Linked DNA regions of Homo sapiens: all the other regions are linked to region 1. The links are chromatin contacts, found by Hi-C or POLR2A ChIA-PET in ENCODE. All regions are on one chromosome and are shown on one strand. The core of a region is the stretch at or near the end of the contact, and the rest is flanking DNA. Distances in the headings are between cores, read along the strand shown.

What was found. A loop is a pair of places that touch in the nucleus more often than their neighbours do. ChIA-PET counts read pairs that join two places held with the same protein, here RNA polymerase II (POLR2A). Pooled maps may share reads with other maps.
Region 2: a pooled map shows a loop between it and region 1 (3-fold over the local background). The contact joins the promoter of LINC02643 here to the promoter of COMMD3-BMI1 in region 1. A Hi-C loop is called at or near these places in 2 of 50 pooled maps. POLR2A ChIA-PET finds 5 or more read pairs at or near these places in 2 of 52 experiments (MCF 10A and naive thymus-derived CD4-positive, alpha-beta T cell).
Region 3: a map of ascending aorta shows a loop between it and region 1 (3-fold over the local background). The contact joins the enhancer-like site here to the promoter of COMMD3-BMI1 in region 1. A Hi-C loop is called at or near these places in 2 of 168 maps with a recorded cell type or tissue (Right ventricle myocardium inferior and ascending aorta) and 7 of 50 pooled maps.
Region 4: a loop to region 1 is called in a map with no recorded cell type, with 2.9 times the contacts of the local background. The contact joins the enhancer-like site here to the promoter of COMMD3-BMI1 in region 1. A Hi-C loop is called at or near these places in 4 of 37 single-sample maps with no recorded cell type and 5 of 50 pooled maps. POLR2A ChIA-PET finds 5 or more read pairs at or near these places in 1 of 52 experiments (activated B cell).

What each region holds. Positions count from the first base shown.
Region 1 is chr10:22,314,103-22,320,562 of GRCh38, reverse strand. It overlaps COMMD3-BMI1 (COMMD3-BMI1 readthrough), which reads right to left and starts at 4,175. Exons shown (of 14, transcript NM_001204062.2): 1 at 4,007-4,175; 2 at 2,568-2,679; 3 at 2,395-2,458; 4 at 2,257-2,291; 5 at 1,545-1,604. The coding sequence starts at 4,145. COMMD3 (COMM domain containing 3) reads right to left here and starts at 4,175. Exons shown (of 8, transcript NM_012071.4): 1 at 4,007-4,175; 2 at 2,568-2,679; 3 at 2,395-2,458; 4 at 2,257-2,291; 5 at 1,850-1,910; 6 at 1,701-1,757; 7 at 1,545-1,604; 8 at 257-624. The coding sequence starts at 4,145. The coding sequence ends at 565. RefSeq lists an enhancer at 3,628-3,927 and a silencer at 4,198-4,317.
Region 2 is chr10:21,369,440-21,375,778 of GRCh38, reverse strand. It overlaps LINC02643 (long intergenic non-protein coding RNA 2643), which reads left to right and starts at 2,829. Exons shown (of 5, transcript NR_155751.1): 1 at 2,829-2,884; 2 at 5,664-5,812. RefSeq lists enhancers at 2,545-2,839, 2,476-2,977.
Region 3 is chr10:22,847,999-22,854,146 of GRCh38, reverse strand. LOC105376451 (a long non-coding RNA gene) reads right to left here and starts at 47. Exons shown (of 3, transcript XR_930749.3): 1 at 1-47. Within about 2 kb of position 4,511, at least 21 of the 41 ENCODE cell types and tissues checked have a DNase peak (open chromatin) inside an H3K27ac peak, as active enhancers do; they include ascending aorta, where a contact is called at or near this core.
Region 4 is chr10:21,698,918-21,705,857 of GRCh38, reverse strand. All of the region lies in intron 13 of MLLT10 (MLLT10 histone lysine methyltransferase DOT1L cofactor), which reads right to left. Among named protein-coding and RNA genes, the nearest start is that of MLLT10, 170 kb to the right of the region's middle. Within about 2 kb of position 2,842, at least 2 of the 41 ENCODE cell types and tissues checked have a DNase peak (open chromatin) inside an H3K27ac peak, as active enhancers do.

The sequences.
Region 1 (6,460 bases), core at 2,926-5,425:
CGGGCCGGGACCGGGCGGCCGAGGGTCGGGCTGTGGGCGAGCCCTCGGGCGCAGGTAACGGGCCGGGCAGCCGCCCGCGCCCGCCCCCGGAGCCCCGAAGCAGGGGTCTGCGACAAACCCAGGAGATCGCATCGTTTCCTCCGTGTTTAACTTTAATCCTGAGAAAAGGCTATCGTTAAAAGTTCACACTACTCCTATCTAGCTTCACACAAAGTAATAACACACGAACTCAGATCCAAACAAAATATCATCACTCTTTGTGGAAAACAACACCTTATTTATTCAGGGTGTAATACTGTCTACTTCCTTTCAGAAGACTTGAAAAAGATCAAAATAGGATAAATGGACAGTTACTACTAAACGATTCAAATACTTGGGCAGTATCTTTCCCTCTTAACCCTTTCACACGTTTTTAAAGTGTCAAAATTGATGAATGGTATAAATTCAAAAGGAAAATTCTTTTCTACTGAAAAGGACATCCAGCTCGCACAAACGGTGGTTCAGCTGAAGGCAAGGCGTTTCTGGTTTTCCTCTGCACTCGGGCGGATCGTTAACTTCCCCAAGTTACAACTGAGTTGCTCTTTCCAGGCTTTTCGAAGCATCTTTAAGTTTCCCCACCAAGTCCTAAAAGACGTGTATACAATACCACGTTTTTAGGATAAAACATGGAAAGAAGTATCCAAGCTCAAGAAAGATGCAAGAAAAAAAATCAGGACACACCTTCCAAACAAGTTTAAAATTCAACAAGATTTTAACTTTTGACAAACTACTATCGGGCAAAAAAAGCGTTTCCTCGGAAATACCTCATGTTCAAATCGGTTATTTGCCCTCACACTGAAACATGATTTCTAACCGGATCCTTAACCGCCCAGATACATCTGAATTTTCTCAAGTTATCTAACAAAGGTTATGCTGTATACACATTTTCTGAAAGTTGAAAGTTTGATTCATAGTTACATTAAAACGACTCTGCAGAAGATGCCTTTGAAAAATTCAATTTCACTTAAATTTCCAGTAATGAGCTTCATTTTTTAAAAACTATGAAATAAATTCGTTGTCATATCCACTAATAAATGTAGTTTTGAATTTTCCCAGTCTTAAATGGGCAATATAAACAGTTTTAGAATGTTATGTATACTTCCCCCTTTATAAAGTCATTTAAAAAGTTTCAAAATCCAATTTTGACAGTTTAATTCAATTTCTGAAAGCAAAGACATTTTCAAAGCCATGCTCTTAATTTTGTTTATCTTATTGGACCAAACTCATCATGAATAGAAGAAATTTACACTAAACACTACAGAAGTTTATTTCAATCAGCAAGAACAGCAAATACAGACCAATTCTCTATTAATAACATCTTAATTTCAAGTGAAGCCTATCTTAAAATACTACTTTTGATGCCCCTTTCCCATTAAATCCTTAACCAATCTTCATTATCTGCTGACAAATGGTTAGATTAATTTTCTTTTGAACTTCCCAAGAGTATAACTCTCAAGTAAACATTTATAAAAAGACAGGAATATTTATAGATCCTAATACTGTACCTGTAATTGTTCCATGCTGCAACTAAAACTAATCTCTGGATAGGATGGGGAATCAGTGTTCTAGGGCAGGAAAAAAAACACGCAACAAGAAACGCTGTTTATTTAAATCAATGAAATTATAAATTTCATTATTGGATAAGACTTATCTATAAATACCTGTACACTTAAGGTCACCAAATATGCAGGTCTGTACATCCTATGAAGTTGATTGGTCTAAAATAACACAACAAACACGCAACAGCTTTTAACTCTAGGTTTTAAGAAGTTCCCTAAATCCCCCGCTAGAGAAGTTTCTTAAACTTTACCTTTATCTGATATTCCAAGCGCCAAGAAACATCCGTTATATGAGGGAGAGATCTGCCTATACTGAAAGATGCAATGATAACTTCGTACATAGTCTCCTCAGAAGAACTTTTCAGTTATTTATATTTACTAAGAATGGCTCTACTTTCCACCCCCAACTCCATTTTAATCCATTCTGAATTTAAACCATTGTTAAACTTTATTTTTAAATTATGAATGGTAAAGGAGCATTTCAAAATCATCTCAATAAACGATCTTTAAAAACATGAGCTTAACTTCAATTGCTTGACATGCCCTTTGGCTCCTTTTCTTTGGGTCAAGATCCCGAAGATCTTGTTTCACACCAACACTCTCCATTCATACCTGCAAGTGAAAAGTGCCTCAGCTTGACACCTTATACAGTACCTACCTTCCCAGTAGGATTTCTAGGGAATTCTTATTATTCTGGAGAGAAAAAAGAAAGCAAGAAAGAAAGAAAAAAAAACATCTTTACAAACAAAGTAAAAGAAAAATAGTACTGTTAATTAAAAATTTTAAAGTAAGTAACCTGATATTCCGTGCAAAACAGTTCTATTCGCTCTCTGTCAAATTTACAGTCTTCTAGATAAGTGCTAGAAGAAAGAAAAAAAAAGCCAAAGTTCTGTCTCCATTTTTAAAACTGAAATTGAAATCATTAAGGTAGTATTTGAAAATAAATGGATATTTAAATAAATCCTGTACCTTAGAGTTGACTTGTCAGCTCGGTGCTTTCCTGCCTCTAGTATGTAAGTTGCAGCTGCTGCATGACAATGTTTTAAAACCACTGGGTCGATATGTTTCAAGTCTGGATGATCTAAAATAAATTAACTTCCAGTGATGCCTATGATAATAAATTCTTTACAGTCATGTTCCAAAAAGGATATTTTAATTTGGGTTTAAAAACCCTTTAACAAGATTAAAAACATCAACTATAAGGACAGTCAATTATAAGTAAATGAGATGAGCAACAAGATCAAGTGAAAAACAATAAAAAGAACACAACAAGAACTCTACTATTACTAGCTTCAATTAACTTATTTTGCCTTAATATTTTTACTATTAAAAAATATTATAGCCCCCAAAGAAAATATAACAATGCAATGGTCATTCTAACACTGGAGTAAATTCAAAGGAAAAACAAGATAAATATTTTACATTGTGTCAATTTTAGAATAAACTTCCATCCTAAAAATGATGAGTTTAGGGTAACCGGCTCCATGAACAAATACATCAAGGGGGTAGAAGGTAGGGCATGAGTTCAGAATATAAGATACAAATTTCAAAATTATATTAGTACTTTCAGGGTTTGACAGTCATTTTTTTTTTGAGATTAACCCAGGTGGTGGTTACTATTTTCGTTTAAGAACTTCCACTTTCATACTTTTTGTACAAGTGTTTAGTTCATGAAACTACAGAAAAAAAACAAAAATTTGAATTGTTGGGATATTTATATTTAAGAAAATCATCTAAAAGCGATCGGTCTTAAAATATGTCTTCAATCCATACTGACACTGCACCTCCGCAGTCACTGACCGGATCGCTTAAAAGACACTCGCATCCTGGTAACTGGGGCGGAACAAAGTATTGTGCATCATAGTTTAAGGTTCTAGGCGTAGAACCTGTGTAAACATGCTGAACTAGAGCGCTGGAGTGATCATAGCAACTTGAGGTATGCTCTAAGTTGGCAAATGTCAACACTGTCTGACCTAGTAATTACTTCGGAAACAGACCCTTAAACCTTTGCTAGCCTAGCCCTGGAAGCTTGAATTGCAGGGAGCTCCCCAGATGAAGTCCAACTGTCAAAACAGCCGCAGCCTCAGACAAGGCTAAACACCTTAGATGTTTAGGCCACAAACAAGACTTGAACACCGGCTTTACAAAAGAACAAAGAGACTGGGAGGGAAACCGGGCCAGGAACGTGGAGTTGGCTCTATGCAGGTGCCAAGTGGGGCCAAAACAATGCTCAGAGTCTGCTCCGAGTCCTGGCAGAGCCACGTCCCCAACACTCCGTCCGGAGCGAAGGGCAAAGCCCGGAGACTTCCTCTTCCCGGGGCTTTCCCCTTCTCGCTCCGCCGGCTCCTCTTCTCCGAGCGCCCCTCCACCCCGGCGGATCCAGCTCCGAGCCGAGCCGAGCGGCTTACCTAACACGGCCTCGTCCGCCTGGGCGTCCAGCAGACTCTGGAATGCCGCCCGGAGGAGAAGCGTGAAGGCGTTGGAGTCGAAGGAGCGGGGATCCGCCAGCATCTGGAAGCCTTTCTGCACAGACTCCGAGAGCTCCATTGTGAGCGCGCCGTGACCTTCGACACGCACACCACGTGACACGCGCCGCGCGCTCAGCTGATGCGGCCGCGCGCGCACGCGGCTCGGGGCGGCTGGCGGCGGCGCGGGCTGCGGGGCCTCCCCGCCCGCCTCCGCGCCCGCGCGCGGGTCCCGCGCCCCCAGCCGCCGCCTACGGCCTCCCACCGTTTCCGTCCAGCTCTCGCTTGTCCAGCGCAGGCCGCGGGAGCTGCCGAGCCTTGGCGAGAAGGGCGGCCTCGGGCGTTTTGTGGACGCGCTCGGCGCTTTCTCCTTGGTTCGGCGCTTACCTCGGACGGCCACCAGCTCGGTTCCCTGAGAGACCCCGGGGAGACTGCGGACGGTGTCGGGATCCCGGCCCCCGCCTCCCGCAAACGGCGTCCTCCCCGCTCCTCGCTCTGCGCGAATCCTGCGGGAAGCTCCGATCTCAGGCAACTGGATTTTGCTTTTGTGGTTTTTTGTTTGTTTTGTTTGTTTTTTAGCTCACCAGCTTAACCTCGCAGCACTGCCCTTTTATGAGACTGTAAGACATCTAATTATGTGATTCTTGCTTATTTTTACTTTTTTTTTTTTGTCATTTCTGGAATACGGCAGTAGTGTCCTTCCTGCATGGGGGGTGTGTACACATGCACGCATACATAGAGTTCCTGTATGCACTGCACTCCAGCAATCGGATTAATAAATTATTCATGAACAGATTTGACAGGATTATTAACAATTTTATATGCCGCTGCAAATAAAGCCAACTGCCATACACATTTTGTGCTACTCACCACATCTATGGGTCCCGTTTTAGTTGCTCTATAGAATCTGCATAAATACGTTTTTATTAAACAGCTACCTTAGTAAAGTACAGTTAGGAATGGCAAGATCTTTATTAGAAGTGAGTTACTGTTTAGGATGCTCATACCTTTAAAGATTCAAATACTGTATAAAGTTTAACTTCCTCTCTATTTCTACGAAGTTGGTTTAGAGAACAAGAATGATTCTTTAAAAAACCCGTGAAGCAAAGTAGATTAGGTATTTTTAATCAAAAGCACTTGAAAAGTTAAAAAATGCAAGTTCTTGAAGGGTGGAGGGAAGGGATGCGGAACAACAAAGATGTTTTAGTCTTCAGGAGCGATTATTTGCAACATTAGACCCAAAGTGAAACATTATTTTCTTTTTCTAACTTAGATGTCTGTTTTAAAAATTTTTGATGGATACAGTTGACATTTACCTTGGCACCAATACATAAAGTGTACCTCATTTCACAACAGGATGCAAATGGAGTAAGCATCAGTAACAGATTGAGTAACTACTCAGCCCTCCTTTGAAAGCTTTAAAAGGCACGTGCAGTGGCTCCTCACTCGGTGAGAATATAGTAGCAGTGAAGGATTTAAAAGTCTCCCTAGAGTCTTTATGAAACAAGCACCTATTAATCATGTTCATCTTTTCTTCCCATCACTCATCTTCCTAATTTGTTTCTCATTAGTAGTAAAATGTCAGTTGAAAAACTTCATGATACCTGATTACATAGAGAATAGTCAGGACAGAGTTGTGTAAATGTTCAACAATATTAACAACACCCAAGCTTATTATGTTTATTACACATGTATTTTATGACCTAGTGTAACGTTGATTATTAATACTCTAATAGAATTTGAGTTGATAACTCTAATACTCAATTTAGTGTCAAAAAAGAGAGTATTAATCATGGACATAGATTTTAAAATATTATTTTAAAAGAAAAATAAACACAAGTGGTTGTCAATTTGTGGGCATGAAAGTTAGGAAATTCAGAAGGATTGTTTCCATAATAGCTGTCATATTACTTTGTTGCCCATGTATAAGTACTTTCTCTTAGAATGTTTCCTCCTCTTAGGCCTAAGTATATTCATGTGTTAGGCCTAAGTGATGGGCACATTTTAAGCTCACAAAAATTTTCACCATAATGTGTTCTAATGCTAGAAAAACGGAATTTTCCTACTACAGGTATATTTATTTAAACTTCCTTTGAAGGAGGCACAGGATCGAGTGTTTCAAACGTGTGTCTTTGACAAGTCATTGAAATACATGGAAGTATGATCATCAAAAGGCATGACTACCCAGATGTAGACTCTCTTGGTTACAGCCATAAAGATCAATGCATTTTATGTTAGAAAAACTACATATGAACATATTCTGAAAGTATGAAAATACTGTTTAAAATTTTGCTTTACTCAAAACAGCATTGGAACTTTGACTAAACTTTAAAAAATTCTGCATGCTCAAAGCCAGTAAACTAAATTTGGCTTCCCAAAAGCCTTTTAAAAGAACAA
Region 2 (6,339 bases), core at 1,580-4,079, 940 kb after region 1:
TACACACAGAGAGATGTGGCTTTTTGCTCCCACGGTAGCCACGCTCTAAGCTGCCTTGTGGGGTAATTGGCTTGGTGGTGAGTTTAGGAGTGTAAAATGGTTTGCTTAATGGTTACTGTTGAGAGAGCACAAAGGATGGTGAAGGAAATGTAACTTACATTAAATTTTTTGTTAGTTCTTTGTCAGATATGTATATTGTAAACATTCTCTCCTAATGTTTGTCTTGCGTTTTTGTTTTCTTTTCTTCTTTTTGAGACAGCTCTGTTGCCCAGCCTGGAGTGCAGTCATGTGATCACGACTTACTGCAGCCTTGACCTCCTGGGCTCAATCAATCCTCCTGCCTCAGCCTCCCAAGTAGCTGGGACCACAGGCCCACACCACCACTCCTGGTTAATTTTTAAATTTTTTGTAGAGATGAGGTCTTGCTATGTTGCCCAGGCTGGTCTCAAACTCCAGGGCTCAAGCAATCCTCCCACCTGGGCCTCTCAAAGTGCTGGGATTACACATGTGAGCCACTGCATCTGGCCTTCATTTTCTTAATGGTGTCTTTTGCTGAGCAGAAGTTTCAATGCTGATGAAGCCATTTTAACTTTTTTTTCTCCTTTTATAGCAACTGCTTTCTCTGACCCACATAAGAAATGTTGGCCTTCTCCAAAGTCATCAGAACATTCTCCCATGTTTTCTTCCAGAAGCTTTGCAAGTGATCTTTGATGTTTAGGTCTATGATTCACCTCAAATCAATTTTTTTGTGTGTTTTGTGATCTGAGTAGAGGTTTATTTTTAAAGATATAAGTAGTTAGTTGTTACAGAACCTTTTATTGATATATGTATCTCTATTAAATTGTTTGTGCACCTTGGCTAAAAATTAGCTATACAGCGTGTCTACTTTTGGACTTAATACATTCTCTTAAATACCACTGTAGTAAAGTAATATAATTTTCCCAACAGTATTCTCCTTTTTCAAAATTGTTTCAGATTTTCTAAATTCTTTGTATTTGTATCTAAATTTTAGAATCATCTTACCAGTTTCTACAAAAATGCCTTCTGAGATTTTGATGGAGATTGCATTGAATCAACAGATCGATTTGTGAAGCACTGGCAATATGATAACAGTATTGAATCTTCTTTTTTTTTCTCATTTGTTTCTGATGAAATTACTGACCTTCAGTATTGAGTCTTCTAATCCATGAATATCGTATATTTATTGAGCTATTCTTTAGTTTTAGTTTCTCTCTTTTTTCTTTTTTTTGTTTTTTTTTTTGAGACAGGGTCTCACTCTGTCACCCAGGCTGGAGCGCAGAGGCATCATTATGGTTCACTGCAGCCTCAGTCTCCTGGGCTTAAGCTATCCTCCTGCCTCAGCCTCCTGAGTGGCTGCAACTACCTGCTTGAGCTCGGTTATGTATATACCACTTCCATTTGATAATGAATGCTGCTGTGCACGCCCCACTGTGTGGCTAGATGGGTCAGAAGGCACCCAGTTTATGTATGACAGGCAGTTCAGGTCGCATGGTGACTTGATGACCCATAATCAAACGTTCAGTTTCCACCAAAGCCCAGTAACAGGCCAAGAGCTGTCTCTAAAAATGAAGGTAGTTATCTGCAGAAGATGGCAGGGCCTTGCTCCAAAATCCTAGAGGCCTTCACTGTGATTCACCTATGGGGGCCTGCCAAAGGCTCTAAACAGCATCCCTATCTGCTATGTGACAAATCACTCAAAAATTTAGCAGTTTAAAACAATTTTTTATTTTATCTTTTTTTTTGTTTTTTTTGAGACAGGGTCTCACTCAGTCACCCAGCCTGAGTGCAATCACTGCTCACTGCAACCTCGAACTCCTGAGCTCAAATAATCCTCCCACTTCAGCATCCTGAGGAGCTAGGACTGCAGGCAGGCACCACCATGCCCAACTAGAGATGGAGTCTCACCATGTTGCCCAGGCTGGTCTCGAACTCCTGGACTCAAGTGATCCTCCCACCTTCGCCTCCCAAAGTGCTGGGATTACAGGCATGAGCCATCACATTTGGCCTTGTTTTCTTTTCTTTTTTTTTTTTTTTTTGAGATGGAGTTTCACTCTTGTTGCCCAGGCTGGAGTGCAATGGTGCAATATTGGCTCACTGCAACCTCCACCTCCTGGGTTCAAGCCATTCTCCTGCCTCAGCCTCCCAAGTAGCTGGGATTACAGGTATGCACCATCATGCCTGGCTAATTTTGTATTTTTAGTAGAGACAGTGTTTCACCATGTTGGTCAGACTGGTCTCGAAATCCTGACCTCAAATGATCCACTTGTCTCGGCCTCCCAAAGTACTGGGATTACAGGCATGGGCCACCATGCCTGGCCAATTTTACTTTTTAATCTCACTGTAATTGTGGGCCAGGGATTCAGGAGAGGCTTAGATGAGTGGCTCTTGCTCAGGATCTCTCACGTGACTGTACTCAGGATGTTGGTTAGGGCTGCAGTCATCTGAATGCTTAGCTGGGGCTGGGGGTCTGCTTCCAAGATGGCTCACTAGGGTGGTTTCTGGCAGGGCCTCCATTCCTTGCTGGGTGTTGGCAGGAAGCCTCTCTTCCTCACCATGCAGCTTGTGCTCTCATGTGGGCTAACTTCCCCCAGAGCAAGCAATCTCAGAGAGAGGGAGGAGGGAGCTGCAGCGCATTTTATGATCTGCCTTCCAGAGTCACACCCATCACTTTCACTTTATTCTGTGCATTAGAAGCCAAAAGCTAAGTCCAGCCCACACCCAAGGGGAGGGAAGTGAGGCTCCACCTCTTAAAGGGAGGATTCTCAAAAATGTGTGAGTATATTTAAAAATCACCGCAGCTTTTTAATATTGTCCCAACAAGGCTGTGCAAGAAACAATCAGGAAAGCTCAGCAGCATAAAACTGTAAGTGTTTATAGTTCATGCATCTGAGAGTTGCCTGGGCAACTCCCCTGACCTCAGCAGGGGTCGTTCACACCTTTGAGGATGGCTTTATTTAAGCAAGGACAACCTGCTTACATCAGGTGGGATAACTTCTGATACAGATTTAATTTTGGTTTGAGGTTTATGTCACCAGTATAATTACTATTTTAAATAATATATTACTAGAAACACATGAACAAACTTGTTTCTAGACATGCTAAAAATGTATTGAAAGCCCCATTTCATTCAGAATGAAATAATAATTTCACATGTGACTTGTAAAATCAATTGTCTCCATATTTACAATTTACCTTTGAGGTGATGATACTGGTGTTGTTATGTTTGTTGTTTTATGTGATTAACTTACAAATATCATCCAATTTTCTTTTCCACTCTATTTTACAAATAATCTGAATATATTCATTGACGTATATATATATTTGTTGTGTTTTGTTTTGTTTTTTAGAAGCAGTCTTGCTCTGTTGTCCAGGTTGGAGTGCAGTGGCACGATCTCGGCTCACTGCAACCTCTGCCTCCTGGGTTTAAGTGATCCTCCTGCCTCAGTCCCCCTGGTAGCTGGGGTTACAGGCATGTGCCACCGTGCCTGGCTAATTTTTGTATTTTTAGTAGAGACCAGGTTTTGCCGTTTTGGCCAGGCTGGTCTTGAACTCCTGACCTCAGGTGATCCACCCACCTCATTCTCCCAAAGTGCTATGGCTTAATAAATAAAATATTCTTTTTTTGAAGTAGAAATAATATTGTTTTTGTATTGCATTCAATTTTTTATGTATGCCTGTTTCATTTCATCAGTTTTAATCTTTGTGTTTTCATCTACAGTTTTAAAAATAGTTACAAAAATGCATTTTCTGGTATATTTGTATGTGTATTTAAAATTTACTGAGTTATCAGAAGAATGGTTTTGTTTTTCTAAATTGTCTGGCTTCATTACAGTAAGCATGAAAGATTTACATTTTATTCAATTTAAAAATGCTGAGAAAATGCTATGTTGCTTTGTTTTTTTAATTAACAGTTGAATCAAATTTGACATGCAAAATATCACACCTATATTTGAAGAATTGCCATACATCACTATTTTTCCCTTTTTCCCTCCCTTCCTTCCTTTCCTTTTTTTTCTGAGGCAGAGTCTCGCTCTCTGTTGCCCAGGCTGGAGTGCAGTGGCACGATTTCGGCTCACTGCAACCTCCACCTCCCGGGTTCAAGCAGTTCTCTGCCTCAGCCTCTCAAGTAGCTGGAATTACAGGCACCTGCCAACATGCCCGGCTAATTTTTGTATTTTGAGTAGAGACGGGGTTTCACCATTTTGGCCAGGCTGGTCCTGAACTCCTGACCTTGTGATCCACCCGCCTCGGCCTCCCAGAGTGCTGGGATTACAGGCGTGAGCCACCGCGTCCGGCTCTTCTTTCTTTTCTCTCTTTCTCTTTCTTTTTTTTTTTTCTCTTTCTCTGTTCTCTGTCTCTCTCTCTTTCTTTCTTTCTCTCTTTCTCTCTCCTTCCTTCCTTCCTTCGTTCCTTCCTTCCTTCCTTCCTTCCTTCCTTCCTTCCTTCCTTCCTTCCTTCCTTCCTTCCTCTCTCTCTCTCTCTCTTTCTCTCTTTCTCTCTTTCTTTCTTTCTTTACAGAGCCTTCCTCTGTCACCCAGGCTGGAGTACAGTGGTGCAATCATAACTAACTATAACCTTGAACTCCTGGGCTCAAGGGATGCTCCCACCTTAGCCTCCCAAGTAGCTGGGACCATAGGCATGCACCACCACACCTGGCTAATTTTTTAATTTTTAGTAGAGATGAGGTCTTGCTATGTTGCCTAGGATGGTTTTGAACTCCTGGGCTCAAGCGATGCTCCCACTTGGCCTCCCAAAGTTTTGCAATTATAGTTGTGAGCCACTGCACCCAGCTGATCTAATACTCTTTTCTTTTCTTTTTTGAGACAGAGTCTCGCTCTGTCGCCCAAGCTGGAGTGCAGTGGCGCAATCTCGGCTCACTGCAAGCTCCGCCTCCCGGGTTCACGCCATTCTTCTGCCTCAGCCTCCCGAGTAGCTGGGACTACAGGCGACCGCCACCACGGCCGGCTAATTTTTTGTATTTTTTTTTAGTAGACACAGGGTTTCACCGTGTTGGCCAGGATGGTCTCGATCTCCTGACCTCATGATCCGCCCACCTCAGCCTCCCAAAGTGCTGGGATTACAGGCGTGAGCCACTGCGCCTGGCGGATCTAATACTCTTTAATCCCGTGTAAGTGACACATGAGATATCCTGCAGCTGTACAATCAGATCACTCATGTTAAAAAGGGAGTTCTCAGCCAGGCACGGTGGCTCACGCCTGTAATCCCAGTACTTTGGGAGGCTGAGGCGGGCAGATCACCTGAGGTCAGGAGTTCGAGACCAGCCTGTCCAACATGGTGAAACCCCGTCTGTACTAAAAATACAAAAATTAGCCGGGCATGGTGGCAGGTGCCTGTGATTCCAGCTACTCTGGAGGCTGAGGCAGGAGCATGGCTTGAACCTGGGAGGCGGAGGTTGCAGTGAGCTGAGATCACACCACTGCACTCCAGCGTGAGTGATACAGTGAGACTCCATCTCAAACAAACAACAACAACAAAATAAATAAATATAAAGGGAGTTTTTTCCAGGGGAGGGGGCAGTGATGGGCTATTCTTCAGAAGCAGGAACTTCCTTCATATCTTAAAGCTCATGAATGAACAAGGGGATCATAAAGCATCAGAAATTGAAGCTTCTTATTTTGCAGATGAGAAAACTGGGTCTGAGAATCCAGATGTCCTGAGTGAGTAAAGGGAAAATTTTCACTTCTTCCTATGGAAGCCTGTCACCCCCCAACTCCATCCTAGGCTGAGGAAGTCTGCGTTCTTCTCTCACGGAGCTGGAGAACCTTTCAAGGTCAGAAAGGAAATAGTTAAGTTATGAAACAATCTGAGAGTGGAACTGGGATGGTGTGAATGCCTTGCTAGAAAGCATTAAAAACAGGCTGGTTGGCCAGAAATAGAGAAGGGCCTCCTGCTCTGAGTGACAGTTTAGATAAGATTTGTGCTTCTCCAACTATCTCTGGTGAAGAAAAATATTTAAAAATTCCCAGTCCATTGCAAACAGATACATTGTAAAATGGAGTAAAAATGAATGATCAGAAAATTAATTTATAAAGTAAAGACATACGGAACACAAGTCTAAGTTATTTTTTATTATTAGATTCAGCAGACATAAACTTAATCTACTAGACTGTCATAAATGTTTCTAAATGTGTATTCTCAATTTCTGGACTTATTTTGTTGTGGTTCAGTAACAAATAGCTTATAGACTGGCCCTGAATGAAGGCGACTTCTTATAGTTCTAACTTTCTGTGTTTTTACTTGAAGCCCAAACAGCTGTGCCTTGAATTTATAGAGGAATTCTTCATCTATACGTTAATT
Region 3 (6,148 bases), core at 3,262-5,761, 530 kb before region 1:
CACCTGAAGCAGATGGTCCTCCTAATCGTCAGAAAGTCAATAGTAGCCCAACCCTACGTCACAATGTCTGTATCATTTACCTCACTGCATCTCATCACAAAGGCATTGTGGTATCCCACATCATCACAAGAAGGGTGAGCACAGAACAGTAAAATATTTGGAGAGAGAGACCACATTCCCACAACTTTTACTGCAGTATATTTTTAGAATCATTCTATCTTATTATGAGTTACTGTTATTAATCTCTTACTGTGCCTACTTTATCAATTAAACTGTATCATAGGTATGTAGGTATAGGAAAAAACAATATCTATAGGATCTGGTACCATCCATGGTTTCAGGCATCCAATGGGGGTCTTGGAACACATCTCATGAGGATAAGAGGGGACTACCATATTCTCCTGTCTGTGTTTGTAACAAGAATGCTGCACTTCTAGGCACCGAGTTGCCTCCCAACCCCTTCCCCTCTGCCATCAGAGAAACTCTCCCACCTCCTCTGCTCTTCCTGAGCTTCCTTCATGCATCTTGCGTCAGCCGAAAGCTGTCTCTTCTCAGAAGACACTCCTTCCAATTGCCCGGGAATGCCTTTCTCTCTCACATGCACCCTATTATGGAGGTGGGCTGCCATCGTCTTTGCTCCTTGTTCCACTTGCATCCACTACTATTGTTCCCTCTTGCAAAAATTCTTGCTTTTTTGGACTTCGTGGTTTTCAGCTCAACCACTCCTTCCTGTTATTTTCTTCTAGCCAATTCCTGGTCACTCCCTTCCCAGCCATTTGTCAAAGTCTTAGCATGTGGACTCAAAGTCCCACCATCCTGCCCAATAAATTCAACAAACACATGGCGTTCCGCTGTACCAAATGGCCTCTGATTCCTCAAGTTCTCATCTGCAATAGCTCTTCCACTCCACTCAAATCATCCATCCTAGTGCACACACATTGGGTCTTCCTGTCACTCCCCAGTCCCCCACTTGCAGAGTCACTGAAGCAAATGTCCTCTGAGCATCACTACTTCCCCTTGCCCTGGCTGACTCAGCTCCTTCCACTGAGGCCATTCCTCAGCCCCATCAGGATTTCAGGCTTGCAGCTCCATCCTCAGTCTCTCAGTGCCTTGACCTTGTCCCGTCTGCACATCCTCCTCATCTGGCAGATGCCAAGGGTTCAGCAAGTTGATAGCCCTTTTGCCAATACTCTATATTCCCTTGCCCTTTGAGCTTTTTTTGTTTGTTTCCCTCTTCTGGCAAACTCTCACCCCTAATGAATCCAGCTATTTGCATTCCAACCCCCAGCAGCTGAACTCTTCTGAAGAAAGGCACGCAATGGAGCAGACTGGCTTTATTGTAAATGCATAAAAATGAATCTCAGGGCCGAGTGCGGTGGCTTATGCCTGTAATCCCAGAACTTTGAGAGGCTGAGGTGGGCTGATCACTTGAGGTCAGGAGTTTGAGACCAGCCTGGCCAACATGGTGAAACCCTGTCTCTATTAAAAATACAAAAATTAGATGGGCATGCTGGTGCAGCATGCCTGTAATCCCAGCTACTCAGGAGGCTGAGGCAGGAGAATCGCTTGAACTTGGGAGGCATTAGTTGCAGTGAGCCCAGATTGCACTACTGCACTCCAGCCTGGGCAACAGAGTGAGACCCTGTCTCAAAAAAAAAAAAAAAAATGAATCTCAGATGGACCCTCTTACTACATATTTTGATTAACTCACTCTCCTACTTTCCATCAAAACTTCTACAGAGCTTCTCCCCTCCTTTGGTGACAGCCACTCTCACACCACATGCACACACAAACACACGCATCTGCCCCTTCTTCCTCAAACTCAGCAGAAACTTTGCCATCTACAACACAAAGAACATTGAAGCTGTAACAGAAGGACTCTGGGATTGTTCAGAACACTCTTTGCCAGGCTCTGGTGGTGCAGGACTTTTTTGTCTTGCCCTCATCTCTCTGGCTACCCCATTTCCTTTGTACAAACCTGGCCATTAAATATCCACCATGTTATGCCAGAACTTTTCCTCACTCCACGTGCTTTTCTTAGGCATTCTTAGCAATGACAAACTTGCACAGATGACTCACAAATGCATATCTCTAGACCAGACATTCCATCGGCGCCTCCGACCCATCTGTCCACCTGTCAACCTGTCATCTCCATGCAGACATCACAAAGGCACAGCAAAAGTTCCTACCTAAATCACGCATCTTCCCACCTTCCAATCCATGCTCTTCTTCTACCTCTCTTATTTCAGCACAAGATACTACCATCTTTCCTGTTCTACAAGCCAGGTATCTAGGCATCATCCATAACCTCCCTGTCTCTCTCACCCACTATTGATTCTAACACCTTGTCCTGCTCATTTTACCTCCTAAATACCTCTCAAATCCATCTCCACACTAACCCAGGCAACCATCAGTCCCAGCCTGTATAATGTCAGTTGCTTCTTCCTGCCACAGCTTAGACCACCACACTACTCATCCTGTAACCATACTTTACCCTTCTCCTCCACTCAGAAGCCAGAGTGATCTTTTAGAAACATAATTCTGAGAACGCAGCTCTTCTGCTAAAACTATTCAACAGCTTCCATTGCTCTAAGAATAAAGAGAAAATTCTTTATCCTGCTATTTCCTGAGATAGATGCCCTTGGTGGCCGTTTAGGTCATGCTTCTTCATGCCACAGGACCTGTCTCGTGTTGTTCCCTCTATTTGGAAATGTCAGTTTTCTAGCAAAGACTTCTCTTGTGGCTCTGATTGTCAAATTGTTGCCACGCAATCAATGGGCTTGCTGCCTGATGCACACAGAGGCCAATATGATGGCACCAGCTTTTGAGAAAAGAAAAGCTTTATTGTCATTTAACTCACAAGGAGACAGGAGGAAATGCTCAAGTTTGTCTCCTGGAGCTAGGTGCTGAGGCAGGTTTTATAAGCATAGGGTAATGAGGTGTGATCTGATTGGATCTCACAATGAGGTGATGCCAGGAGGCATGAGCTGATTGGATCCTGCCATGAGGTGATGACCGCACTCAATCTGGTTGGATCCTGGATTCTGCCATGCGGTGCCTGCTGCTGCTTTTTTTTTTTGAGATAGAGTCTTGCTCTGTTGCCCAGGCTGGAGTGCAGTGGCACGATCTAGGCTCACTGCAACCTCCGCCTCCTGGGTTCAAGCGATTCTTCTGCCTCAGCCTCCTGAGTAGCTGTGACTACAGGCGAGCACCACCATGCCTGGCTAATTTTTGTATTGGCCAGGATGGTCTCAAACTCCTGATCTCATGATCCGCCCACCTCAGCCTCCCAAAGTGCTGGGATTACACATGTAAGCCACCGTGCCTGGTGCAGTGTCTGCTTCTTAATTCAGTCTCTGCTCCTCAGGCTGAGCATTTAGGTTCTTGTGGTTGCACACTTGGGCATGGTCAGGTTACATAAGCTTCAACCTCGGGGGCTCTTGGCAATAGAGAAACAACTCACAACTTTGTTATGTAAAAGTTGAGCCAGATTGGTCTGGTGCAGTTAGAAAGTCTCCCTACTATAAAATATCCTTCAATATGGCTTCAGTTTTACAACTATTAGTATGATTATTTGACTGATGTCTTTCTCCCCTTGCTAAGGAATGCTGCCCTGTGAGCATAGGGACCCTGTAAGGGCCTGGTTCCTTATTGTCTGCCTAGCACATGACAAAATGTCAAGCACAAAGTAGGCAATCAATCAACTTTTGTTAAAGGAACAAATGAATAAATGATCAGTATTATGTCTTTGTGTATCTCTATAGAAATATTGATTAATTTATCATGTAACCTATAACTTAGTTCATAGGAGAGGATACCATTCTTTAAAATCAACTCTTGGCCAGGTGCAGTGGCTCACACCTGTAATCCCAGCACTTTGGGAGGCCGAGGCGGGTGGATCACCTGAGGTTAGGAGTTCGAGACCATCCTGGCCAACATGGTGAAACCCCCATCTCTACTAAAAATACAAAAATTAGCCAGGCATGGTGTCGGGTGCCTGTAATCCAAGCTGCTCGGGAGAATGAGGCAGGAGAATCACTTGAACCCGGGAGGTGGAGGCTGCAGCTGAGATCACACCACTACACACTCCAGTCTAGGCGACAGAGTGAGACTCCATTTCAAAATAAAATAAACTCTTTGCTGTATAAGTAGCATATCATAAATCATTTTTTATGATTTATGATATGCTCGTCTCCCTCTTAGATGACAAAATATGCAAATATTCTGTTTGCATGGCAGTTTTGTTTCAGAGTTCCCTAATATTTTATAATATTACTCCACTTACTGTAGAATTTGAAATTAAGGAAATATTTGGGTTTTCAGTTTGGACCTTTTGATTTCTCTCCCTTTTTTTCACTCACTGATTTGCGTTTAAACTTCTACTTCTCTCTACTTACCAGACTCTGCTTCCTAACAGAGACCTTCCAGGATGAAAGGGCTTGTGGTTGGAGCTCAGCCACGTTGGTGCCGGGCAGTCATAATGGCTGCATTGTGCAGGGCGGCGCCTGTGACTGTCAGAGCCCGGCAGCCTCTGCTCCAGCTCCGGGACAGATTGTTCTCACTGCTGTTGCTCTGATTAGTTGTTTTTCTGATTCTAAACTTGGCTTTGCAGTCTGAGTTATTTCCTATTTAACCTCACATGCAACGTGGCATCTGGCCATGCCTCCTGAGAAGGCTTCTCTGATTCTGCCAGTTGAAATATAACTTGGTTTGTGTATGTGGGCTAGACCCTCCTGAGTCTGTCCCCTGGGAAGGGAAATAGGTTCTTCTGGTGAAGGTGACCCGGACCCAGACCTAAGAACATTTGCAGAACATTTGGATTGGTCTTAAGGTCCCCTGCCTACCCACACATTCCAGCTTATTCCTCCTTCTTCCACTCCCCACCCCAAGCCACTTCCCACTTGGGACCACTAACACTGATCCAGCAGCTTCTTACCTCTTGTGGTTCCATTCACTCCTCTTCTCTCTCTGTGCTCTCCCTCTCTGCCCATCTATGTGCGTTTCCTTCACGGGCTCTTCTTCCTCTTGCCACTGAACATGAGTATCCCTCAGGCCGCCACCTTGACATCTTCTCATTGCACTTTGCCCACCCTCCTTGGGAAGTCTTTCATCTGGAATAGGTAGCATCAACTCGAACCTCCATCCTGACTTTCAGATCCATATATTCAATGCCACTTGCAGAGTTTACCAGTCACTACTGTTTCATTGGACAGTATGATGCACATAAAAGTGTTTAAGGCAAAATAGAGAGGCTGACAGTTCCATAGGAAGCCGGTAGGAATGGCGCTTCTAGGGGCAGAGAGCTTTGCAGTGGCCTTCAATTCCCATCACATAGGATCTATTTGACTATATTATCAAGCCCAGATATGCTTCCTTTGCGAGGGGACAGGTTGCAATCATTATCCTCCTGTGTGATGACATCTTAAGTGGCAAGTGACATTCTTGTCAACCACCAATATGGCTAAGATATGAGTATGCATGATGCATTCTACCGTATATTTTCTCTTTTGAGGTTTAGAAAGATACAAGAGCACTCTTAAAACTGTAGAACAAAATCTCTTTGATAATATCATGGGGAAATTGCCACTGAAAACCCATTGGTGGAAATGTTCAGTCACTAGTATACAAATGCATTTCATATCTAATGTTGTTTTTTGAATTTACCCTTAATATTGGGCACTATTTACAATTAAATGAATGGCCACAATGTAACTATTAATGATAAAATGTCTATTTGCTTTACGAAAGAAATATGATCCCTGGAAGTCTTTGGTTTTGCATTTAAATTAATTAGTGAATTGAATACCTGTCCCTTGGATTGCTCATTTACACTCTTACTAAAAAGGTGGCTAGCTTGTCAGAGGAAGTACTTTCAAATTGGCTAATTAATTGCATGACCACATTCCCATGGAAATAGCAAAAGGGCATTCTAAGGACAAACAAAAAATATCTGCACGGGCATCATACTCGTCATCAGCTCTAAAGTAATGTTATCTGTAGACATCTACTCAGTAAAAGAGCTGCTTGACTAATAGGACAGATTGGCTTCAGGAAAAAAATGTATATATATGAAAACTGTGTTTACGTCTTATCTAATTAAAGAATATATGGTATCAAAGACTAAGTTTTAAACATTTAATATAAAATG
Region 4 (6,940 bases), core at 1,593-4,092, 610 kb after region 1:
TTGACAGCACAGCCACAGGGAGGATGCTTATGCTGTATCCCATACATGTTCTAAGACCTAAGCAGCAACAGCAAAGCACCATCTTAAGAGTCTTGTACCCAACAGGCTACACACTGTCCTAGGGCCCAGCAGCGCTAGGACTAAGGCCAAGAGATACACCAGCTACTGCTCCCAGGGTGGAGGCGTGAATGAGCAAAGTGTGGGCTACTGCACACAGGGCTGAGATGTGGGGAACCACTGCTAGGGCTGATGCATGAGTGTTCCCCATCTGCTGGCCTACACTTGCCTCCACTAACATGGCCCTGGGCTCTCCAGTGACAGGGCAACGGTGTGACCAATGCTGCCCCGGCTACCTGAACATTCTGCTGGTGACTTAGGGATCACCCTGCCCCTGCCTACCATGACTGGTACCTGCAAATACCATCAGGGGGCCTGAGGACAAGCCCACCAACCCAGCTTTGCCCCACCCTCAGCCCATGCCAGAGCACACAAGTCTGGAGTACAGGGGACTGCCCAGCGCAATCCAACATCATTAGCACCTGAACACTTGTCCTGGGGATCTGAGGTTAGGCCTACCCACCCTGCTGCTACTGCCACAGCTGGCACCTATCTGCATGTACCATCTGTAGGTCTGGAGACTGGCCTGCCCAGTCCACTGTAGCCACCACCAATACAAGTGCACTCTTCCTGGGATCCAGAGGGTTGACCCACCACTGCCACCGTCTTCGCACACCACACTGGCTGGCTGCAGACCCGAGAACCGTCCAACCTACAGAGCCAACTGCTACCACTACTGGCATCTGAGGAAGTATGGGCCTCCACCTCGAGGCACAAGAATCAGCCTACCTGGACCCACTAACACCAGTACCAGCATATGCCACCCTGGGCCCAAGGTGAGGCATGCTTGGTCCACGACTGAGGTGCAAAGGCTGGTCTACTTGGCATCCTAGTCCCCAGCAAAACTTCACCACTGCCTCCACTAATAATTGCACCCTAAACCACTGAGAAAAATCATAGCCACTGCTGATACTGTTTAAGCCAAATAAATCATCCAGAGATTACATGACTGCACACATCCAGAATCACAACTACGGTGCCTACCCAAGCAACACCATAGATATATCTTCAATAAAATGTTCTCCCCTATGAAAGCAAATTCAAAAAAATTGGGAGAAGCTATTATCACATCAGATGCACAGATATCAACATATACAGGAAACATTAAAAAGCCAAAAAAAAAAAAAAAGCGAGAGAGAGACACCTCCAAAGGGCACACAATAATTCCGTAGGAACACATACCATTAAAAAGTTTTTAAAAATATTGGAAAAATAATTCAAAATTTTAATACTAAAGAAGCTATGTGCGATACAAAATAATTCTGAAAATACAAAGAAATCAGAATGGTTATTCAGGACATGAATAATATGAATAATAAATTAATTATTTATTTTTATTCTGTAATTCAGTAATAATTATATATATATATATATATATATATAGAGAGAGAGAGAGAGAGAGAGAGAGAGAATTTAAAAAGAACAAAACAGAGGCTGGGCACAGTGGCTCATGCCTGTAATCCCAGCACTTTGGGAGGCCAAGGCTGGCAGATCACTTGAGTACAGGACTGCAACATCAGCCTGGCCAACACGGCAAAACCTCATCTCTACAAAAATACAAAAGTCAGCCAGGTGTGGTGGTACCTGCCTGTAATCACAGCTACTTAGGAGGCTGAAGCAGGAGAATCACTTGAACCTAGGGGGCAGAGGCTGCAGTAAACTGGGGTCACTTTAGCCTGGGCAACAGAGCAACACTCCATCAAAAAAAAAAAAAAAAAAAAAAACAAAAAACAATCGAAATCCAAAATGTATTCAGAAGTTTCAACAATAGACTAGATCAAGCAGAAGAAATTCACAACTTGAAGCCAGTCTTTTGAAATAACCCAGTCAAAACACAGTGACCAATAATATGGAAAATCAACTCAACAAAATACTAGATTAAAACTTCCCAGGTCTGGGCCGGGTGCGATGGCTCACACCTGTAATCCCAGCACTTTGGGAGGCTGAGGCGGGCGGATCACAAAGTCAGAAGTTCGAGACCAGCCTGATCAACATGGTGAAACCCTGTCTCTACTAAAAACACAAAAATTAGCCGGGTGGTAGTGGTGCACACCTGTAATCCCAGCTACTCGGAAGGCTGAGGCAGAAGAATTGCTTGAGCCTGGCAGGCTGAGGTTGCAGTGAGCGGAGATCGCGCCACTGCACTCCAGCCTGGGTGACAAAGCGAGACTCTGTCTCAAAAAAAAAGAACTTCCCAGGTCTAGCAAGAGATACAGACATCCAGATAGAGGAGGCTCTAAGATCCCTAAAAACAATGCAAAAAGGTCTTCTCTACGGCACATTTTACTCAGGTTGTCTAAAGACAAAGACAAAGAATTCTAAAAACAAGAGAAAGGTATCCAGTCACCTATAAAAGACCCCCCCATCAGACTAACAGATTTCTCAGCAGAAATCTTACAGTCAACATAGAAGGGGATGATATATTCAAAAGTGCTGAAAGGAAAAAAAAAAAACTTTCAGCCAAGGATATTACATACAGCAAAATTATCCTTCATAAATGAAGGAGAAATAAAGTCTTCTCCAGACAAGCAAAAGCTGAGGAAATTCATCACCATTAGACCACCCTACACGAAATGCTCAAGGGAATTCTAAACCTGGAAGCAAAAGGATGACATTTGCCACCATGAAAACATACAAAAGTACAAAACTCACTGGAGTAAAGCAAATACACAAAGTAAGAAGAAAGAGAAAGGACTCAAACCACCCCTACAGAAAACCACAAAACCACAACGACAAAAAGAAAGGAAAAGAAAGAATATACAAAACAACTAGAAAACAATAGGACAAAAACAAAACCTCACATATCAATAATAACCTTAAATGTAATGGATTAAATTCTCCACTTACAAGATATCAACTAGGTGAATGAATTAAAAAACAAGGTCCAACTACTTATTGCCCACAAAAAACACACTTCACCTGTAAGGATGCATACAGATGGAAAGTAAAGGTATGAAAAAAGATATTTTATGCAAAGGGAAACCACAGGAAGTAAGCAGGAGTAGCTATACTTACATCAGATAAAAGAGACTTTAAGAAAAAAAAAACTGTAAAAAAGATTAGGTCATTATATAACGACAAAGGGATAACCAGCAAGAGGATATAACAATTCTAAATATATATGCACCAAACTGGAAAATTCAGATTCAGAAAGCAAATATTACTAAACCTAAAGAGAGGGATAAACTCCAATACAATAATAGTGAGAGACTTCAACAACCCACTCTCAACATTAGATAGATCACTGGCACAGAAAATCAAAAAACGAACACTGGACTCCAACTAGACTTTAGACCAAATGGACCTAACAGACATTTACAAAACATTTTATCCAACAACTGCTCTCATCAGCATATGGAACATTCTCCAGGACAGACCGTATGTCAGGACACAAAACAAATCTTTAAAAATCAAAATCATATCAAGAATCTTCTCAATTTACAATGGAATAAAATTAAAAATCAACACAAAGAGGAACTTAGGAAACTATACAAATACATAAAAATTAAATAACATAGCCAGGCACAGTGGCTCACGCCTGTAATCCCAGCACTTTGGGCAGCTGAGGTGGGCGGATCACAAGGTCAAGAGATTGAGATCATCCTGGCCAACATGGTGAAATCCCGTCTCTACTAAAAATACAAAAATTAGCTGGGCATGGTGGTGGGCGCCTGTAGTCCTAGCTACTCGGGAGGCTGAGGCAGGAGAATCACTTGAACCTGGGAAGTGGAGGTTGCCATGAGCTGAGATCAAGCCACTGCACTACAACCTGGCAATACAGTGAGTATCTGTCTCAAAAAAAAGAGAGACGAGACGAGACGAGACGAGAAGAGAAGAGAAGAGAAATAACATAACCAGGTGCGGTGGCTCACGCCTGTAACCCCAGCACTTTGGGAGGCTGAGGCTGGTGGACTGCCTGAGGTCAGGAGTTTGAGACCAGCCTGGCTAACATGGTGAAACCCATCTCTTCTAAAAATATAAAAAAAATTAACCAGGCGTGGTGGTACATGCCTATAGTCCCAGCTACTCAGGAGGCTGAGGCAGGAGAATTGCTGGACCCCAGGAGGCAGAGGTTGCAGCGAGAAGAGATCGCATTACTGCACTCCAGCCTGGGTGACAGAGCAAGACTCCATCTTCAAAATATATATATATTTTTAATAACACAATCCACCACTGTGCCAATGAAGAAATTAAGATGGATATAAAAAAATTTCTTCAAATGAAAATGGAAACGCAACATGCCAAAACCTATGTGATACAGCAAAAACAACACTAAAAAGTTTATAGCAGTAAACATCTACATCAAAAAAGTAGAAAGACTGCAAATAAACAATCTAATGATGCACCTCAAGGAACTAGAAAAGCAAGAACAAATCAAACCCAAAATCAGCAGAAGAAAAGATATAATGAAGATTAGACAGAGACCCCCTCTCCCTCTCAAAAAAAAAAAAAAAAATCAATGAAATGAAAAATTGGTTCTTCAAAAGGTAAACAAAATTGATGAACTGCTAGCTAGACAAGGCAAAAAAAAGAGGTAAGAACCAAATCAGCAAAATCAAAATTGAAAAAGGAGACATTACAACTGATACCACAGAAATATGAAAGACAGCAGAGAATAGTATGAATGCTAACAAATTGGAAAATCTAGAGAAAATTGATGAATTCCAAAAAACATACAACCTACCCAGACTGAATCAGGAAGAAACAGAAACCCTGAACAGACCAACAATGAGTAATGAGACTGAATCAGTAATAAAATGTCTCCCAACCAAAGAAAAGCCTAGGACTGGATAGATTCAATGCTGAATTCTACCAAATGTATACAAAGGAACTAATACCAATCCTCTTCAAACTATTCCAAAAATCCAAGAGAAGGGAATTCTCCTTAACTCATTCTACAAGGCCCTGACCAGTCAAGGATACAACAACATCAAAAAAGGAAACTACAGGTCAATATCCCCAAGAAACATCAATGCAAAAATCCCCAACAAAATGCTAGCAAACCGAATTCAACAAAACATCAAAAGGTAATACACCATGATCAAGTGGGACTCACACTTGGAATGCAAGGATGGTTTAACATAATAGGTATCACATCAATAGAATAAAGGACAAAACCCATATGATCATCTCAGATGCAGAAAAAGCATTTGATAAAATTCAACATCGCTTCATATTAAAAACTCTCAAACTAAGCACAGAAGGACCATTCTGCAAAATAATAAAGGCCATATAGGACAAACTCACAGCTAACATTATACTCAACAGGAAAAAGCTAAAATTTTTCCTCTAAGACCTAAAACAAAACAAGAACACCCACCTTCACAACTCTTATTCAACATAATATTGACAATTCTAACCAGAGCAATCTGGCAACAGAAATAACAGGCATCCAAGTTGACTTCCATACGGAAGTAAAATTCATTACTTTGCAGATTACATGATCTTATATGCAGAAAAACTTAAATACTCCACCAAAAGACTATAAGAACTGATAAATTCAGTAAATTTGGAGGATACAAAATCAACATACAAAAACCAGTACTGTTTCTATATATCAATAATGAAATAGCAAAAAAAGAAATCAAGGCAGCAGTCCTGTTTACTATAGTGTTTAAAAAAAAAAAAAAAAGAATACATTTAACCGAGTAGGTGAAAGATCTCTACAAGAAAAATTACAAAACACTGATGAAAGAAATTGAAAAGGACACAAACAAATTTAAAGACATCCCATGCTCATGAATTGGAAGAATTAGTATCATTAAAATGACCACACTGCCAAAAGCAATCTACAGATGCAATGCAGTCCTTATCAAAATAACATCATTTTTCATAGAAATAGAAAAAACAATTCTAACATTTGTATGGAGCCAAGAAAGAATCAGAATAGCTGAAGTAATCCTGAGCAAAAGAACAAAGCTGGAGTCATCATGCTACGTCACTTCAAAATATATTACAAAGCTACAGTAATCAAAAAAGCATGGTATTGGTATAAAAACAGATACCAATGAAACAGAATAGAGAACCCAGCAATAAACCCACTTTTTTTTTTTTTTACAGCCAACTGATTTTTGACAAAGGCACCAAGTACGTACACCGAGGAAAGGATATCCTCTTCAAAAAATGGTGCTGGGAAAATTGGATATCTGTATGCAAAAGAATAGAACTGTACCCCATTTCTAACCATACACAAAAGTCAACCCAAGATGGATTACAGACTTAAACATAAGACCTGAAAGTATAAAAATACTCAAAGAAAACACAAGGAAAACACTTCAGGACATTGGTCTAGGCAAAGATTTTATGGCTAAAACATCAAAATCACAAATAGACAAAATGGGACTACATTAAACTAAAAACCTCCTGCACAGCAAAAGACATAATCAACAGAGGAGGGAGACAAACTGTTGAATAGGAGAAAATATCTGCAAAGTATTCACCTGACAACAGACTAACATCCAGAATACACAAGGAACTCAAACAACAATTAAAAAAAAAAAAAAAAGATACCATTAACAAGTGGGCAAAGGACATGAATAGATATTTCTCAAAAGATAACATACAAATGCTGGGCACGGTGGCTCACACCTGTAATCCCAGCACTTTGGGAGGCCGAGGCGGGTGGATCACCTGAGGTCAGGAGTTTGAGACCAGCCTGGCCAACATGGCAAAACCCTGTATCTACTAAAAGTACAAAAATTAGCTGGGCATGATGGCACGTGCCTGTAATCCCAGCTACTACGGGGGCTGAGGCAGGAGGATTGCTTGAACCTGGGAAGCAGAGGTTGCAGTGAGCCAAGATTGTGCCACTGCACTCCAGCCT